Linked DNA regions of Homo sapiens: region 2 is linked to region 1. The links are chromatin contacts, found by Hi-C or POLR2A ChIA-PET in ENCODE. All regions are on one chromosome and are shown on one strand. Each heading gives the region's core, a stretch centred on a gene start or an enhancer-like site at or near the end of the contact. The rest is flanking DNA. Distances are from core to core; before and after follow the strand shown.

Evidence for each region. A loop is a pair of places that touch in the nucleus more often than their neighbours do. ChIA-PET counts read pairs that join two places held with the same protein, here RNA polymerase II (POLR2A). Pooled maps may share reads with other maps.
Region 2: a loop to region 1 is called in a map of CD4-positive, alpha-beta T cell, with 10 times the contacts of the local background. The contact joins the promoter of ZNF266 here to the promoter of ZNF562 in region 1. A Hi-C loop is called at or near these places in 1 of 168 maps with a recorded cell type or tissue (CD4-positive, alpha-beta T cell), 7 of 37 single-sample maps with no recorded cell type and 15 of 50 pooled maps. POLR2A ChIA-PET finds 5 or more read pairs at or near these places in 1 of 52 experiments (B cell).

Annotation. Positions count from the first base shown.
Region 1 is chr19:9,673,482-9,676,932 of GRCh38, reverse strand. It overlaps ZNF562 (zinc finger protein 562), which reads left to right and starts at 1,833. Exons shown (of 6, transcript NM_001130031.2): 1 at 1,833-1,918. RefSeq lists enhancers at 627-1,626, 1,889-1,948, 1,627-2,126, 1,665-2,864.
Region 2 is chr19:9,433,634-9,437,084 of GRCh38, reverse strand. It overlaps ZNF266 (zinc finger protein 266), which reads left to right and starts at 1,512. Exons shown (of 11, transcript NM_001370374.1): 1 at 1,512-1,801; 2 at 1,892-1,977; 3 at 2,226-2,287; 4 at 2,850-3,010; 5 at 3,299-3,417. LOC105372269 (a long non-coding RNA gene) reads right to left here and starts at 1,444. Exons shown (of 3, transcript XR_007067133.1): 1 at 1,313-1,444. RefSeq lists an enhancer at 1,592-1,721.

The DNA.
Region 1 (3,451 bases), core at 584-3,083:
CTCTGGACGCTGAGCGCCGGTCCCCTGGGCCCACTGTTCTTTCTCTATACTTTGTCTCTGTGTCTTATTTCTTTTCTCAGTCTCTCATCCCACCTGATGAGAAATACCCACAGGTGTGGAGGGGCTGGCCCCCTTCACCTATAATCCCAGCATTCTGCAAGGCTGAGATGGGCAAATCACGAGGTCAGGAGTTTGAGACCAGCCTGGCCAACATGGTGAAATGCCCTCTGTACTGAAAATAGAAAAAATAGCTGGGCATAGTGGCAGCCACCTGTAATCCCAGCTACTCAGGAGGCTGAAGCAGGAGAATCACTTGCACCCAGGAGACGGAGGTTGCAGTGAGCTGAGATTGCACCACTGCACTCCAGCCCGGGCAACAGAGTGAGACTCCAGTCTCAAAAAAAAAAAAAAAAAAAAAAAAAAGTAAAAAGAAAACGCAATGGAAACAGCAGGTTCTATAAAATAAAGAATGAAAAAATAGGCTGGGCGCGGTGGCTCACGCCTGTAATCCCAGCACTTTGGGAGGCCGAGGCGGGTGGATCATGAGGTCAGGAGATGGGGATCATCTTGGCTAACACCGTGAAACCCCGTCTCTACTAAGAATACAAAAAAATTAGCTGGTTGTGGTCGCGGGCGCCTGTAGTCCCAGCTACTTAGGAGGCTAGGCAGGAGAATGGTGTGAACCCAGGAGGCGGAGCTTGCAGTGAGCCGAGATTGCACCACTGCACTCCAGCCTGGGGGACAGAGAGAGACTCCGTCTCAAAAAAAAAAAAAAAAGAAAAAGAAAAAGAAAAAATAAAGGCCTACAGAAAGAATGACTGAATGGAAGAGACAGACCATGCCATCTATCACTGGCAGGTTTAATATGGAAGAATCATGGAAAGGCTCCAGGAACATGAGGAGCGGCATACAAAAAAGCTTGACACACACACACACACACACACACACACACACACACACACATATATATATATTTTTTCTTTTTGAGATGAAGTCACGCTCTTGTCCCCCAGATTGGAGTGCAGTGGCGCAACCTCGGCTCACCGCAACCTCCGCCTCCCGGGTTCAAGCGATTCTCCTGCCTCAGCCTCCTGAGTAGCTGGGATTACAAGCGCCTGCCACCACACCCAGCTATTTTTTTGTATTTTTAGTAGAGACGGGGTTTCAGCATGTTGGCCAGGCTGGTGTCAAACTCCCGACCTCAGGTGATCCGCCCGCCTTGGCTTCCCAAAGTGCAGGGATTACAGGCGTGAACCACTGGCGCTTGGCCTTATATATATATTTTAATAGAGACAGGGTCGAGCCGGGCACAGGCCTGGGCAACAAGAGTGAAACTCTGTCTCAAAAAAAAAAAAAAAAAAAAAAAGAAAAGAAAAAAAAAGACACACGGTCTTGCTATTTCACTCAGGCTGGTCTGGAACTCTTGGACTCAAGCTATCCACCTGCCTTAGCCTCCCAAAGTGCTGGAATTACAGGCGTGAGCCACTGAGCCCGCCCAGGATAAGCTTTGGAGGAGCATCCTCTGGGGTGCGTCCCATCCCCCATCCCCGCCTTTCCAACCCGTCTGGGCACCTGAAACGCGGGCTAGGCCGGGTCCCACCTCTAAACCGCCCCCAAATATGGGCCCCACCCCTCGCCCACGGTTCCGTCCAGAGGTCCGGTTCTAAACTCATCTTTTTCTCTGAACCCGTTTCTGCATCCCGCTCCCTGAGCCAACCCCAGGCACTGTCCGGCACCCACCCAGGAGGAAACTAGAATTTCTTTGTCCTACGTGCCTGAAACTCAAGCCCTGGAGCCCCACCCGGCCGGAGGCTCGGAGCGGAAGTGACGTCAGTGTGCCACCGCCATCTTTACCGGCTGTGGCTCAGCATGGTCAGTGCCGTTTAACCTTTATTGTGGTGGAGTCCACCCCGCTGTGGTGAGTTCTACCTGCTTGGGGGTCCGGGACATACCAGCGGGGCGGCAAAGGAAGGATTGGGCGTGGTCGCCCAGGAGCCTCTCAGATCCGCCTAGTTTCACTCGCTTTTCTAGGGGCTGTCAGTCCTCCTGGTGCGGCCTCTGGCCAGTTCCGAGAGGCCGCACAGTCCGTCTGGCTGCGTCGGGAAGTGTGTTTGTTCCGCCTCCGCCGGGTGTTTTCTTGAGTACTTTCATCCGCTGTGCTCCTCTCTTGAAAAGCTTGGAAAGCAACCTTTGGGAGTTTTTTTCTTTCCGAAAGGAAAAGGATTTCTGCCCTTCTGGTGAGGTTGGCTCTGGCCCCGCATTCTCCCGCGTCTGGAACCTATCTCTTCCGGCATGTTCCTGGTGAGCAACGGCGGAAAAATGGTTTCAAGAGGGCTGTGACTTCCATTTATTTGCTAAAAAATGTCTCATCTGAGAATCTGGCGTTGTCTTGATGTCCTTTACTTTTTTTTTTTTTTTGATTTGGAGTCTTACTCTGTCGCCCACGCTGGAGTGCAGTGGCACGATGTTGGCTCACTGCAACTTTCACCTCCCGGGTTCAAGTGATTGTTAGATATGAGTTTTAAATTTCTTTTTAAAAAATCAATATGTCAGTATGTTTAATTCTTTGCCTTCTACTTTTAAACTTCTCCGTAAAGCAACCTTTTTCGATCACCTGCTCCACCCTGACTCATTCTGATTACCTGCTCCACCCAGACTTATTTCGATTACTTACTCCACCCTGACTCATTTTCCACCCTGACTCATTCCAATTTCCTGCTCTGTTATAACCATTTTCCCCAACAAACCACTCACCCTGTCACTCTCTTTAAATTAGCCAATTGGAATTAGTTTAGCCTGTGGGGTCTAACCCTAGCCATCGGGGAAGGACAAAGCGGCAGGGGCCACTTTCCTCAAGAATAAGAACCCCTTCCCCTCCCTTGTCCTGGTGTGTGCTCACCATTGCTCCATCTGTGAGGGCACACCCTTCTGTAGAAGTAAATTGCCTTGCTGAGAAAAGAAAATGTTATATTTGAGTGCTTTTTTTTTGTGGCATGAAAACTTTATAACATGATTCACCTGCCTCAGCCTCCCGAGTAGCTGGGATTCCAGGCGTGCACCACCACACCTGGCTAATTTTTTATATTTTTGGTAGAGATGGGGTTTCACCATGTTGGCCAGGCTGGTCTCGAACTCCTGACCTCAAGTGATCCACCCGCCACTTATTTTTGACACATTACATTCAGATGGAAAAAACATAGTTGTTTAGGGTGTGCCCGTTTTTGTATGTAAATATGAACGCGTGTAGACTAAGCCTTTAGTTTTTAATTTTTATTTTCTTGCAGGTTATTTTTTTTCTAATTGTTACCAGCTGCAAGCCTTTCTACTTAAAGCCAGGCCAGATGCACTGGCTCACACCTGTAATCACAGCACTTTGGGAGGCAGAGGCAGGCGGATCACCTGAGGTCAGGAGATCCAGACTAGCCTAGCCAACATGGTAAAACCCTGTCTC
Region 2 (3,451 bases), core at 263-2,762, 240 kb after region 1:
TTATTATTATTATTACCACGGAATATTATTAGTTGATACAAAACCACTGGAATGAAAAGATTATGATCTTGATATTGGCATAAGTAAATGTATTACTGGCATAGAGTCTAGAATCAGATACAGGTATACATAGGAATTTATAGTTTAATAAACATGGAATTTGAAATCAGTAAATCAAGGACAGTTTATCAATATGTGGTACTACAATAATTGGCCGTGTTTCTGGAGGAAAGAGATATTGTATCCACTATCCCACACCACATACTGAAACACATTCCATGAGTATGAAAGATTTCAATGTTTTTAAAGTAATATGCTGCAGAAGAAAATTAGGAAATCTATATGTAATCTAGAGTTTATGAAGACTTCTTAATGCAAGAGAGGAAACTTAAAAAAGAAAATCTTTTTGAGTTGAAAAATTAACTGCAAAATAGTTACCAGTTCAGTAGATTCACAAAATATTTGATAATGTACATGAACAGTTCTTCATGTTAGTAAAACAGTGTTCAAAATAACTTTATTAACTCCATAAAGGCCACCCACTACAAAGCACAGCAAAAACGATTTCTGGAGAAACTAGAATCACTCCTGCAGAAGTGAATGCCTGATATCAGTGCTATTTTACAACGCGGTATTTTACAACGAGGCCCTGGAACTCACTGTAAGATCTCAGAAAACAATATATTAGTCAAAGAAAAAAAAATCAACATTTACAAAAAGTATCAGCATATTGAATACACAAAGGAATCAACTATTAGAATTTAGCATGGCGTCCAGATAAATGAAATAAGGGGAAATATTGGCCTCAAGTTGAATTGGGCCCGGCGCCGTGGTGCACGCCTGTAATCCCAGCCTTTTGGGAGGCTGAGGCGGGATGATTGTTGGAGCCCAGGAGTTTGAGATCAGCCTGGGTAACATACCTCAACTCTGGGGGAAAAAAAATTAGCCGGGCATGGTGGCCTGCGCCTGTAGACCCAGCTACTCGGGAGGCTGAGGCGGGATGATGGCGTGAGCCCATGAGTTTCGCCCCACAGCACGCCAGCCTGGACTACACAGTGAGACCCTGTCTCAAACAAAAACAAAATAAAAAACTAAAACTAGATTGAATGAATGGAGGAGATAGGCCATATCATGGACTGGCAGGATTATCAAAGGAAGCATCATTTTGAGGGTGCTAGGAACGTGGGAGGAGGTGAGAATAAAAGCTTTTTGTGAGCATTGTGCACATCCTGTGGGGGAGCCCCCACCTCTAACTTTGCCAACACCACCGACCCCACCCTAGGTTAGCCCCGTCCGCAGGGCTGGTTCTAACCTCAGCCTTGTGCTCTGGGCCCCTTTTGGCCTCCATCCCTCAAGGTGAGCAGACTCCAAGGCCTCCAAGGCGTCTCCGTAGCCACTGGGGAGTAAACCAGAATCTCTCTGCCTGAGGTTGTTCAGCTCGGCTGAGGTTGCAGTTCCCGAGCGCTCCTCCAGGTTTGAGGCTGGAGGCGGAAGTGACGTCACGGAGCGCTGCTGTGTTTTCCGGCGCTTTCTCCGCGCCGCCAAACCCGTTTTCTTCCTGGTGGCGTTTGGGCTTAATACAGCTTTGGCGAGGTCGGATGACGGGTGGGAGCCAGCGGTGGAAGGGGTGGCGAAAGTACCGGTTTGCCCCAGGCCGCCGAGGGGCCTCCTTAGAGAGACCTTGCCTGCTCCGCTCGCGTCCGCCGGGGCCGCGCGGGTCCTCCTGGCGCCGCCAGGTTCAAAAAGCCACTCGAGTTGTCACTGCGACGGCCCTGGGCCAGGAGCCGTTTCGGGATCTGTCGTAAGGGCGCTTCCTCACGATTTTTGCAAACACGGTGATTGCCGCTTCAAACTCTTCCAAAGCAATTCTTTGTGACTTTTTTTTTTCCAGAAACAACGAGTTTTCGTCGTTCGAATCAGGTTGACTGGTCCTTCATCCCCCCAATCTCCCGTACCTGGCGAGTCCAGCTCGTCGCGGTGAGTACTGGGGTGAAAGTTGGTTTCGGGGGCTTCTTCCTCCTGTTTTATCTGAGAATTTGTTTTTCTCTTTGCGCATCCTGTATTTACTTTTGACACTCTACATTCAGGTAGAAACATAAAGCTATTTTTTAGGTATCTGGGGTGTGGTTATTTCTCTATGTGAATATAAACGTTTGTAGACCAGAAGTCTTTCTACTGAAGAAAAGCAAGAATACTCAGCTATTCTTTTTATCTGAACTTCCTAGGCCTGTACCTCCCCACAGAGCTTCAAAACGGGCTTTTAGGAAGAAGGAATGGAGGCTTTGAAGTAAGTTGAACATTGCAGGCGTGACACTTAAGGTTTAAATGCTTGGTAATACGTGTCCTGTGGATAAAGACATGTCCTTTTAAAACCATAATACTATTACCCCAGAAAATTTAAAATGTTGTTAATATGTACCCTGTGTAAAAAGGTACAGTTCTCCACTTTGTTCCAATATATGGTTTTGATTGTTTTGGGATCTATTACGTATCCAAGTTTCATGTCTTTTAGTCTCTTTAAAACTAGCAGACACTGTTTATCCGTTATATTGTCTTTTTGCGCAGTCACTCGTTCTTTCAGAAAGTTATACATTTTGGTAGTTCTGATTGTATTCTGTGCCGTGTTTAAATGTATCCTTCATTTATTGGTGTATCCTGTAAATGGATGAGTGTCTGAATGGTTAATTAAGGCATAGTAAAAAAATTCAGCCTAGGGCTGTTCTTAGGGAGGTTGTAAACTAGTGGAGGAGGCTGTCATGTAACCAAGCAAATAAGTGTATTACAAATTGATGAAGGTCTGTAAGTAAAGTAGAGGACAGAATTATTTTCTCTATTTTTCTTTGGAATAGGCAATGCTAAGAAAAGAGTGATATGCAAGCTGAGACCAAAAATATGGTATGATTTAGCCATACTGAAGGGGAAGGAAATAAGAGCTGGGCAAAGCATTCTGTGAATTGGCTGACTCCACTTCTATGGTGAGAGAGAGGAGTGCATCAAAGATTACTCCCAGGTTTGACAGAGTCAGTATTCTTTCTTTGGTTGGGGAAACAATGTGGTGGGATAATTTAATCTTAAATGTATGACAGGAAATAGTAAGTGATATCTTTTGGGAGACAGAGTTTCGCTGTTGCCAGGCTCCAGTGCAGTGGCAGGATCTCGGCTCACTGAAACACTGTAACCTCCACCTCTTGGGTTTTCAAGCCATCCTCCTGCCTCAGCCACCCTAGTAGCTGGGATTACAAGTGTGCGCCACCATGCCTGGCTAATTTTTGTATTTTTGTATTTTTTTTTTTTTTAGTAGAGATGGTTTCAGCATGTTGGCCAGTCTGGTCTCAGACTCCTGACCTCAAGTGATCCACCCACCTCGGCCTCCCAAAATGCTGGGATTACAGGTATAAGCCACTGTGCCTGGCCAAAGTAAGTGATATCTGACAAATGATGTAAATCAAGG